Regions from separate parts of the Homo sapiens genome. Here regions 2 and 3 are each linked to region 1. The links are chromatin contacts, found by Hi-C or POLR2A ChIA-PET in ENCODE. All regions are on one chromosome and are shown on one strand. Each heading gives the region's core, a stretch centred on a gene start or an enhancer-like site at or near the end of the contact. The rest is flanking DNA. Distances are from core to core; before and after follow the strand shown.

The links. Hi-C counts contacts between places; a loop is a spot of excess contacts on that map. ChIA-PET counts read pairs that join two places held with the same protein, here RNA polymerase II (POLR2A). Pooled maps may share reads with other maps.
Region 2: a map with no recorded cell type shows a loop between it and region 1 (17-fold over the local background). The contact joins the promoter of LINC00426 here to the promoter of PAN3 in region 1. A Hi-C loop is called at or near these places in 1 of 37 single-sample maps with no recorded cell type and 5 of 50 pooled maps. POLR2A ChIA-PET finds 5 or more read pairs at or near these places in 1 of 52 experiments (GM12878).
Region 3: a map of CD8-positive, alpha-beta T cell shows a loop between it and region 1 (23-fold over the local background). The contact joins the promoter of USPL1 here to the promoter of PAN3 in region 1. A Hi-C loop is called at or near these places in 4 of 168 maps with a recorded cell type or tissue (CD4-positive, alpha-beta memory T cell, CD8-positive, alpha-beta T cell, ascending aorta and 1 more), 1 of 37 single-sample maps with no recorded cell type and 14 of 50 pooled maps. POLR2A ChIA-PET finds 5 or more read pairs at or near these places in 1 of 52 experiments (CD4-positive, alpha-beta T cell).

What each region holds. Positions count from the first base shown.
Region 1 is chr13:28,137,089-28,140,703 of GRCh38, forward strand. It overlaps PAN3 (poly(A) specific ribonuclease subunit PAN3), which reads left to right and starts at 1,457. Exons shown (of 19, transcript NM_175854.8): 1 at 1,457-1,999. The coding sequence starts at 1,570. PAN3-AS1 (PAN3 antisense RNA 1) reads right to left here and starts at 2,086. Exons shown (of 2, transcript NR_029383.1): 1 at 1,459-2,086; 2 at 1-1,317. RefSeq lists silencers at 1,302-1,411, 1,602-1,681, 1,722-2,121 and an enhancer at 2,204-2,498.
Region 2 is chr13:30,372,589-30,376,101 of GRCh38, forward strand. It overlaps LINC00426 (long intergenic non-protein coding RNA 426), which reads right to left and starts at 1,326. Exons shown (of 5, transcript NR_024464.2): 1 at 1,195-1,326.
Region 3 is chr13:30,616,467-30,619,868 of GRCh38, forward strand. It overlaps USPL1 (ubiquitin specific peptidase like 1), which reads left to right and starts at 1,454. Exons shown (of 9, transcript NM_005800.5): 1 at 1,454-1,590. It also overlaps a transcript of HMGB1 not described here. RefSeq lists enhancers at 852-921, 942-1,081, 1,132-1,461, 1,482-1,531.

The sequences.
Region 1 (3,615 bases), core at 207-2,706:
TTCCCCAGCTCCACAGTTAAGTGTACCACAGTTTCTGGTACACGTAATGCGTGTTAATAAAGATTTGTTGAATAATCAAATAAGCGAAACTGCTTTTAAACAGAAAGCCATAATACAATGTTATTACCTTCGAATTTGGCTAGAGAACATCACCAAGCTTACCAGTTTGTGATCTAGACTCCACTTTTCCCCATTTTTTTCAGTGTGCTACTTTTGCTTATATCCATTCTTCTGTGACTTTGTTTGCCACAATTCCTTAAATACTTCCACCCCTCCTTTTCATAACAGCGATCTGCCGTTTGTGAACCTCTTTTACAGAGAAAAACTAGAATGTTACTTTTCCTTTCATAGCAATTCTTTAAAATTTCTGAAAGCCTTTAAAAGGGTATTAGCGCAAACATCAGAGATCGCTGAGGTTAAAACTATCTTTTAAAAATGAATTTCACCGTCTCAAAAAAAATAAAAATGAATTTCAAATCAAGGCTAGGCTGATTGGAGAAAAGCAACCTAGTATATTTATAAAGGTCTTCCAGTGCTGTCTAAGCAGTGTTGTCCCAGGTGGCATCCTATTTTTCATAATTTACCGAAGGCCCTTGGTAATATAAATACAGAGAATAACAGGTGCTGCACTGAGCAGGGGGTCTGTCTAAATCAACCTTTTTGGCTCCATTTTTTGACAAAGGGCCAAGAGGTTAGCGTAATCGGTCCAGTAGTTCTCATTACCTTCGAGGGGAAGGGGAAAGAGGAGAGGGGCGAAGAAAGGAAACGGGGAGAGGAAGTGTGGCAAATAGAAGATATTCTTCAGGTAGAGCCAGGGCTCGGGCCGCGTCCCCAGGTGGCCCCTCCAAACGACCGTTTACCTTGTCAATTTTCTCTTTTCAATGAAAAAAAAAAAAAAGACATCTGGCTTTTTAAGTAAGAGAATATACAAATAAGGAAGGTATCAGGTCTCGTGAGAATTCGGCGCCAGATCCGCGTCCGGAACCCCACCGAGAGCCGCCGGTCCAACCGCCGATAGCTCGCGGATGCCCCCGGGGGCCCGACGCCGGCCAGGCTTCCCCTAGCGCTCCCGCTACCCATAAGCCCTCGCGTCTCAGCGCGCACGCGCAGCGGCGACGGCCGTCTCAGGAAGAGGAAAATGGAATAAACAACTCGGAGGAACCAGAGCGCGAGAGAGCGAGTGGAGGCAGAATTTAAAAATAAACCGGCCCCTCCGCCTTCCCCACCCGCTTGCCGCTGCCGCTCCCTCTTCCCCTGCCCGCGCCCTCGAAGTCCCCGTCTGGGCCCGCGCGCTCACCCCGTCGTCCCGCGCGGCCCCTTTAAGAAAAGAGAACGAGAGAGTGAGTGAGAGAATCCCAACTCTCCCCCTACCCTCCCTCCTTCTACCCCCTCCTCCCTCCCCTCTCCCCTCCCCCTTCTCCCCGGGCGGCTCCGGCTCCCGCAGCGGGACAGACCCACCCGCCCAGGCTTTTATCCGGCACCGGCAGCGTCTTCCTTTCCTCCCCCGTCTATGGTGGTGGCGGCGGCGGCTCCTCGGGCGGCGGCGGAAGACGAGGCTGCGGCGTTGCCATGAACAGTGGCGGCGGCCTCCCGCCCCCCTCGGCCGCCGCCTCCCCTTCCTCCTCCTCGCTGGCGGCGGCGGTGGCGGTGGTGGCCCCGCCGGGGGTCGGGGGTGTCCCCGGCGGGGCGGCGGTAGGAGTGAAGCTGAAGTACTGCCGCTACTACGCTAAGGATAAGACTTGCTTCTACGGGGAGGAGTGTCAGTTCCTGCATGAGGACCCTGCCGCCGGGGCTGCCCCGGGCCTCGGCCTCCATAGCAACAGCGTCCCCCTGGCTCTGGCTGGTGCACCCGTGGCCGGCTTTCCGCCGGGAGCCGTCGCGGGCGGGGGAGCTGGGCCGCCCCCCGGGCCCAAGAAGCCGGACCTGGGGGACCCGGGGACCGGAGCCGCAGCCGGCGGAGGAGGCAGTAGCGGGGGACTCGATGGACCGCGGCTGGCAAGTGAGTGTTTTTCGGGCGGGGCGGGCCGCGGCGGCGGAGGGCAGGCCTGGGCCGGATGAGGCCCTGCTGCCGACGGGAGCTGAGCACGGCCCGCGGGCTCCCCCCCTCACCTCCCAAGGCGGTCTGAGAGGCCTAGGCCGGGCCTGAGCCCTCCTTCCTTCTTCCTGCTTCCCCTCCCCACTGCCTTCGGCAAGTCGGAGAGCGCGGGGAGGTTGGGTTCCCGGGAACGTGGGTGGGAGGACTGGGGTGATGTGAAGGGGGGGCGGGGAGGAAGGGGGATGGGCTGTGGCGTGCGGAGTGTGAGAAAGGGGGTGTCGTTTCCGGGGGGTGTGGAAAGGGGCTGGGTTTGCAGGCACATGTGTTTTGCGTGTCCTTGTGGAGTGGCGTCTGCAGAGTGTTGAGGTTCCCTAGTGGGGAGGGGTGTGTTTGTGTGTGTGTGTGTGTGTGTGTGTGTGTGTGTGTGTAGGGGGCGGGAGGTGAGGGGCGGGCTTAAGGCTTCGTGGAGTAGGTTGAAAGAACGGAAAAAGTTTGTAGAAGGCTTGCGGGAGAAAGGTTTTGCAGGCAGGAAATGCTTTCTAAGGATTAGGAGGGAGCGGACTGTCGCGTTCAAAGTGTGCTCAGGTTTAATCGAGAGTTTAGAGTAGGGATTTCACAAAGACGCATTTCATCTGAGTTTCCCTGAAAGCTAGAATAAGTTTGCTGGTGTCAGCTGGGATCCTGTCTTCTATAGCTTTGTATCAAGCAAACTCAGCATTGTGTCTTGAATGCATGTCATGTGCAGCCTGCGTTTATGTGCGACTGAGCACTTGGGTGGGGACATCTTAAGGCTGTTTATATTTCTTTTTCATGTGTTGTTGTTGTTGTTGTTGTTGTTGTTTTGGAGAGAGTCTCGCCCTGTCGCTCAGGCTGGAGTGCAGTTGCGCGATCTCAGCTCACTGCAACCTCCGCCTCCCGAGTTCAAGCGATTCTGTTGCCTCTGCCTACGGAGTAGCTGGGACTACAGGCGCGCGCCACCACGGCCAGATAATTTTTTGTAGTTTTAGTTGAGATAGTAGTCTCGTTGTGTTGGCCAGGCTGGTCTCAAACTGCTGGCCTCAAGTGATCTGTCCTCCTCAGCCTCTCAGTGTGTTGTTATCTATTGACCTGAAGCTTGTTAGTTGTTAGTGGAGTTTACAATTGAATGTGAGCGTAATCTGTTAGAGAATGTTGCCTTTACGAATAGAGCCGGTGCCAGATGTCCCTGTTTTGTTTCTTAGTATATTGAGCGTTTCTAAACCAAATAGGAGTCCTACTTTCTTGGGAATTCTGGAGAACTAGATCTTAAAATAATCTGATAGGCAGTTCAATTTGTACATGAGAACATTTTGTCTTTTTCTTAAACACTGTTAATGAACCTGATAGGAAGTTTTAGCATTTAATTGGTCTATGAGGATTATTTAATATCTTCCCCGGGGTTTTGCTTTCTTGCTTTTTCTTTCGAGACGGGATCTTCCTATGTTGCCCAAGCTGGCCTGGAACTCCTGGGCTCAAGCGATCTTCCTGCCTGGGCCTCCCAAAGTGCTGGGATTACAGGAGTGAGGCACCATGCTGGGCCAAGTGTTGTTCTGTTCTGTTCT
Region 2 (3,513 bases), core at 76-2,575, 2.2 Mb after region 1:
ATCCACAATACACCTGTTCATTTGTAGCATAATAGTTACACCTGCTCCCTGGGGCTTTTTTGAGATTTCAGTCTTTGGTGTAAGACACACATACACACATGTGCACACACAATGGTAAGCATGCATGCTCTTCAGCTTCAACCCTCAGTGCGCAGTAAAATAAAAAATATAGTTGAATCATCTGTCTCAGCCCCAGCTAGAGCCCACGTCTTCCAACATGAATTTTAAAATACCTTTTTGCCTTTTAAAATATGCTGTAGAGGCCGGGCGCGGTGGCTCACGCCTGTAATCCCAGCACTTTGGGAGGTCAAGGCAGGCAGATCACGAGGTCAGGAGATGGAGACCATCCTGGCTAACAAGGTGAAACCCCGTCTCTACTAAAAATACAAAAAAGATTAGCTGGGCGTGGTGGCAGGTGCCTGTTGTCCCAGCTACTCAGGAGGCTGAGGCAGGAGAATGGCGTGAACCCGGGAGGCGGAGCTTGCAGTGAGCCGAGATCGCGCCACTGCACTCCAGCCGGGGCAACAGAGCGAGATTCCATCTCAAAAAAAAAAAAAATGCTGTAGATGAGTTTTAGTTTATCCGGGTCCTTTGTAATTAATCTCTGCATTCATCATAATTGGAAGAAAAGCTCAAAGTAAGAAAATAGCTTTCCTCCAAGTTTATTGCAATCAGAGAAAAATACAATTTAAATGTTTTTGTTTCCCATTTCTGTTCCTTACATGCATTGTCTAGAGTGGTTCCTGGTCTATAAGCCAGTGGGTTGAGATACCTGACCAGACCACCTTTTCAACCCAGTTCTTTCTCCTCTTTGTATTTCTCCCATACAATACAGTATTGAATATTTCATAACCTATGGGTGTATGTTTTTGGCAATGTGGCTAAGTCAGGCAGCATTGAGGACTGTCCTGGTGACAGTCCGGTGCAGCCCTCACCCAGGCTCCCACATTCACACCCCTCCACTCTCCAGTGGGCTGTGTAAGTTAACGGCAAATAAATGGCCCAGAATGGCTTCCTGTTAGAGAAAAAAAGGGACAAAGACTTCTGCCCTTAAAACTCTGGTAACAAAAGTAATCTAGTGGAAATCAACATTACTAGGAATATCCTATGATTTTGGTGGTGTTGAGTTCAAAGACAGCATGGCCGAATTGTGACCATCCACCCAGTCACATGAGGCAAAAACCCAGGCCCTACCTGTGTCCTGACCTCCAGCTTCCTCCCCACGGCCAGTTGGTTAGAACGTGTAGGGAGTGTACCTCTCCCAGCCGTGGAATCCCCTCACCATCTTCACCCCTTCCCCACCTTCAAAGACTTTCATGGCCGAGTGTGGTCTGACCACACTTGATCCAAAGCCCTTCCTCTGAGCTCTCAGCTCCACGTCACAACCTCGTGACCACGTGCCTCTCACTGTCATGTGCTTAGATATGTGTGTGTGTGTCCACCTCACCACACACTGTGAGATCCTTGAGGGCACGTTGTCTCTTTCATTTCTGTGTCTCCAGTGCCTAAAATGGAAAGTGCTCACTTACTAAATAAATATACAATATAAAAAATAATTTTTATCCCTTGTCCCATTTGAGATGGAAAATGAGTAAAGTTTACAAGTATTAATATAGTCAGCATCCCACTAAGACCACACAGACACTGAGATGAGCAGAGGATGCTGAGGAGCAAATGCAAAATAAACTATGAGAACTGTGACAGCTTCCAGTGCTCTTCATTATAAATATCAGCAATTGCTAATATCCAATAACATGTCACACACTCTACATTAAATCATCACAAGTCTCTAAGGCAGGTGTTAGTTTTCTCTTTGTACAGCCCAAGAAGCTGAGACAAGAGTCACACAACCAGCCAATAGAGAGAAAAGATTCAAACCCGGAGACCTTCTGTCTCTAATCCCACCCTCCTCCCACTGTCTCCTGCTGCCTCTCTGTTTCAAAGCTTGGCTCTGAGACTATGAGCACTGCCAAAATTTTACAACAGTTTGCGTATGTCATGGTCTGCAAAAGCTGTGGATGGCACTGTGGTGGCAGCCTCAATAGAAGGCTGAGACTACTTACCAGAGGGAGGATTTCCTGAGCTCCGATCACACCTGCTCTTTGTTCTCTCTCTGTCTGTCTCTCTGTGTGTGTCTCTCTCTCTCTCTCTCTCTCTCTCTCTCTCTCTCTCTCTCTCTCTCAATACAGACAGGGTCTCACTCTATTGCTCATGCTGGAGTGCAGTGGCGTGATCATAGCTCACTGCAGCCTCAAAGTCCTGGGCTCAAGTGATCCTCCTGCTTCAGTCTCCTGAGTAGCTGGGACTACAGGCATGCACCACCAGGCCTGGCTAATTTATTTATTTTTATTTTAATTTTGTAGAGACAAGGTCTCGTCCCTTCCCCAGACTGATCTCGAACCCCTGGGCTCAGGAGATCCTCCCACCTCGGCCTCCCAAAGTGCTGGGATTACAGATGTGAGCCACCACTCCTGGCCCACACCTACTCTTTATCCTCAACCCACACCCCCAGGCTCAAACTCAAAAGGAAGGAGCAAACCCTAGAAGCTGCGTAAAACACACCTTGACCTAAAATGTGCTCATGACCAGGCAACTTGACTACATATTCTCCTCGACCTACGGTGGAGTGACATCCCTATAAAAGCCATTGTAAATTGAAAATATTGAAAGTCTAAAATGCTTTGAATACACCTAACCTATCGAATATCAGAGCTCAGCCTCGCCTCCCTTAAACGTGCTCAGAACACTTACATTAGCTTACAGTGGGCAACATAATGTAACACAGGCCTATCTATGTTATAATACAGTGTTGAGTATCTCATGTGATTTATTGAATACTGTACTGAATGTGAAACAGAATGGTTGTCCGGGTACTCACCATTAGCTGACACAGCTGAACGCACACTGCGCCTGAAGAGCGTTTGAAGCATTGAACTAAAATTAATTGCTGGGTGATGGGGATGCTACAACGACAGGGTCATCAATTTCTCTCTCTTCTGCTGAGGCTGGAGAACCACGGGTAGAAGGCGCTGGAGCATCAACGCTTGATGGTTTGGCAGGCGTAGTGCTCTTCCTTCAGGAAGGCATCAGGTGTCCGTGGTTTACCCTTCTGATGGCAGGGCTGCCTGGGTGCTTTGGCTCACAGCCATGCCCAGCATCAGGAGAGTGTCATACAGCATATCCCTTGCCTGTGGGATAAAGGCCAGTCTTCAGAATCCGAAGTGCACTTTTTGTTTTTTTTTTTTGAGACGGAGTCTCACTCTGTTGCCCAGGCTGGAGTGCAGTGGCATGATCTTGGCTCACTGCAACCTCCACCTCCCAGGTTCAAGCGATTCTCCTGCCTCAGCCTCCTGAGTAGCTGGGACTACATGCGTGTGCCACCATGCCTGGCTAATTTTTGTATTTGTAGTAGAGACGGGGTTTCACTGTGTTAGCCAGGATGGTCTCAATCTCCTGACCTCATGATCCACCCTTCTCGGCCTCCCAAAGTGCTGGGATTGCAGGCGTGAGCCA
Region 3 (3,402 bases), core at 204-2,703, 2.5 Mb after region 1:
AATAGTGTATTCCATTCTAAAAATGGAAGTAGCAGTGGTGAACAAGAAAACAACCCTCTGAGTTTTGTCTATTTCAGGAGGAAGTACTACTTTCTCCAATTTTAATCACAATTCATAAAAAAGAAAAACCTAACTAGCTAGATCTTAAATATACAAATACATTAACAATCTAGTAAAGCAACAGAAAAAGGTAAACAAACTAACCAGCCTATTTTTGTCTGGAGAAACCCCAACAAACTGCTGGATTCCTTGGCCATTTGCATTCAGAAGTACCAAAAACTAAAATCCTTTTTACTAAATAATTTCTTCTACACGAGACTTGTTTCCTCCACACCACCCTATCCAAATTGTCAGCATTATTCCAGAATATAATCATTTAGTTTGAGACCACTAAAAAACCCCGCAGTCCAAAATACCAATTGTGGTTTTTCTGTAAAGAAATGGTCAGAAACTACAAATTGTTATCCTAGGACACAGAACCAATCGACCAAAAGGACTTCTGGAATATGCTGCCCCCAAGATTTAGAATGCACAGGCAGAAATAGCATACGCGGTCACGATGTCCCTTAAGCCACATGACCTTCCTACGAAAGCAAAGGCTTAAACTTATCAAATGAGAACTCCCCCTTTCTCTGAAGTTAAAACAAGGCAGGGCAGCTGGAATTAGAGCAGCAGGGACAGATCGGCTGTTGACTAGTCAGAACGGGTCGTGGAATGCAAAGTCCCTGCGCTTTCGCTGCTCCCCTTACCGTGAGAAGATCTGGGAGGGAGGAAAGGAGGAGAAACACCCCAGAATCCTGGTAGAAAAGCCCCTGGCCTCGAAGATGGGCTCTAGGGAGACAGGGAGGGGCAGCTCCGTGTGTGATGACCCTTTGTGAACATGCACTCTGTGGCAGCTTCAGCTCCACCGAGGCTTTGGGAGAGCGGACTACGGATGCCCGGCGCGGCCCAGCTGTGAAGGCCGCGCCGGCGGAGAGGGTCCATGGCACCCCCGCCGGCTTCGGAAGCCCTTCCCTCTCCCACCTCCGCGGGTCACCCCAGGAACCAGCGGCTCCCGACCACGCTCGCGCGGACCACGGAACAGCGACGCGCAAGCAGGTCTCTTTCGTCAGCGTAATCCCTCCGCAGAAAGCCGCGCACTAGTTTTAATCACGCCCCACCCCCTGGCCGCTGGCGCCACCTCCGCCACTCGGGCGCTTTCCAGCAGCTTCCAGAAACGTCGCCTCCCCAAACCCAGCCACTCACACATGGCGGGCTCAGCAGCCACCGGCCCCGCCCCTCCTCGTCGCCGCAGTCGCAACTGCGTCTGCGGCCACAGGGCGGACAGCCACGCCTCTGCGGAGGGCGACCGGAAGTGCTCACGTCTTCACCTTCCCCGCCACGCCACCGTCCTTTCAGGCCCAGCGTGCAGCAGGAAGGAGGACTCTTTTGCCGCGGACTCAAGCCGGAAGCCGCCTTCCTAGTGGAGACGCGAGTGGGGGAGGAGCAGTCCGAGGGGAACGTGGGTTGAACGTTGCAACTAGGGTGGAGATCAAGCTGGAACAGGAGTTCCGATCGACCCGGTACCAAGAAGGGGAGTGCCCGCGGCAGGTAAGGGAGAAGAGGGAGGGGTTTCTTTCCGCTCTCGAAATTGGGAAAAGAGACAGAGCTGGGATGACCTATGGGGTAGTCGGCGCGCTGAAAGGATGGGCTGGGCTGGGACGGGGTTCAAGTGGGAAAGGTTGATGATTAAGGTATAGAGTTGGACTTACAGATCCGTTTGGGCGCAGAGAGGTGAACGCTGAAGAGAAACCAGAGTTTGTTTTCGTTTTCCAAGGAGCGTGGAGATGGGCAGGGTTAACGGACCCTGCGCCTCCTTCGGCTTCTTAGTTTGGGTGTTGAAACTCACCTCCTTTGGTCCTGTTCGTCTCTGATTCAAGACAGTTGGGTTTGGTACCTGACAGGGCTGGGTGCAGAAAGCTGACCCTGTTCCTCGGCTTCCAGGTCGGTTGTGGCCTCGCTTTTGACAGTTCACGTGCCGAGCCTACTCGCTCTCGGAGGGCGAGCTCAAATGGGTGGGTTTAAGGCCCCCTCTTCGAACAGCTGTTTCCCTGGGTTTCTCCATTTTGCACACAGGAGTGTGAATTAAGTTTAATTGAATACTTTTTGCGATTCCCAGGGCCACCTTGACACGTTCATTGTGCTATCTAACTGGGTTCATGCTGGGCTAATAATTCACATTAAGGCTTCTGGAGTATAAGTGGTTCACAGAAGTATGAAAAGGGGATGTTAGAAGAAAGATGCTGGGGGTGAAGTAGAGTTGAGGAAGACAGAACTGGAAAGCTAGGTTGGTTTCACAGTACAATGAGCTTTAGGTCATAATACTACCTTTAGGTTATATTGGGCTGTTTGGACGGAGTTTGCTGTAATCAGGCTAGAGTAAATAGAGAATTTTAAACTAAGCATTGACAGGCTCAGACTTGTAGAGGCATCATTTTGACAGTGATATGGAAGGGAAAGAGGTAGAGATTTGAGACCTTTCCAAAGAACTGTCCACAGAATTTGGTGACTTACTGTGCGAAGAGGGAAATAAAGAATAGGGAACAACTCAAGACTTTCTAGTCTGTGTGTTTGGAAGGATGGAGACGCCCACATTTAAGTGAGATATGGGAAGGAGGAGCAGATTGTTTTTGAAGGGAGGAAGAGCAGTTACTTAGGGTCAAATTAAGTTGTAAAATCCCCCCCGGGATTTTGTATGTAAGTCAAAGTGAATTGTATTTGGAAGAAGAACTGGGGAGCCCACCTCTGGTATTTTTTTTATGTCCCTCATATGGACAAATAAACCTCTGGTATTAAATGAATTTTCTTTTGGGGGATTCTATATATTCGGGATTTCAACCACCAACCTATCTGGTTTTTCCCGCTGAAATGTTGGGTGATGGAATCAGGAGAGCAGATTTGGAGACTCTTTATATTTTATAATTGAGAGAGACAAAGAGAAAACCGTTTGATTTGAAAAAGTTTTCTAGGTTCCCTCAGGTAGATGGAAATTTTCATCAAAAACAGTTTATTCAAGGTACATAGCCTACTAGTTTCCCATTTGAGAGTACCGCAGAATGATACGACGTGTACTGCTTCTCTACGCAGAATGAAGTATAAAATTAGCACCAAATAGTAACTTTAATTTGTCAGGTGCTAAACTTTTTACATGCTTTATCTCATTTAATTCTTAGAAGAAACTAATTTTACAAGTAAGTGTCTGGACCAACATCTGCAGGTACAAAGCCTGAAAAGCGTAAGTTTGACTCCTACATAGTTCTCTTTTGTAAGTAGATTATAAATAGAACCAGCCAAAGGTAATAAGTTGTCTGTGCCTAAAAAGAAAGAAAAAAGTTAGCATCAGTAGTTCTCACCAGAAGGGGT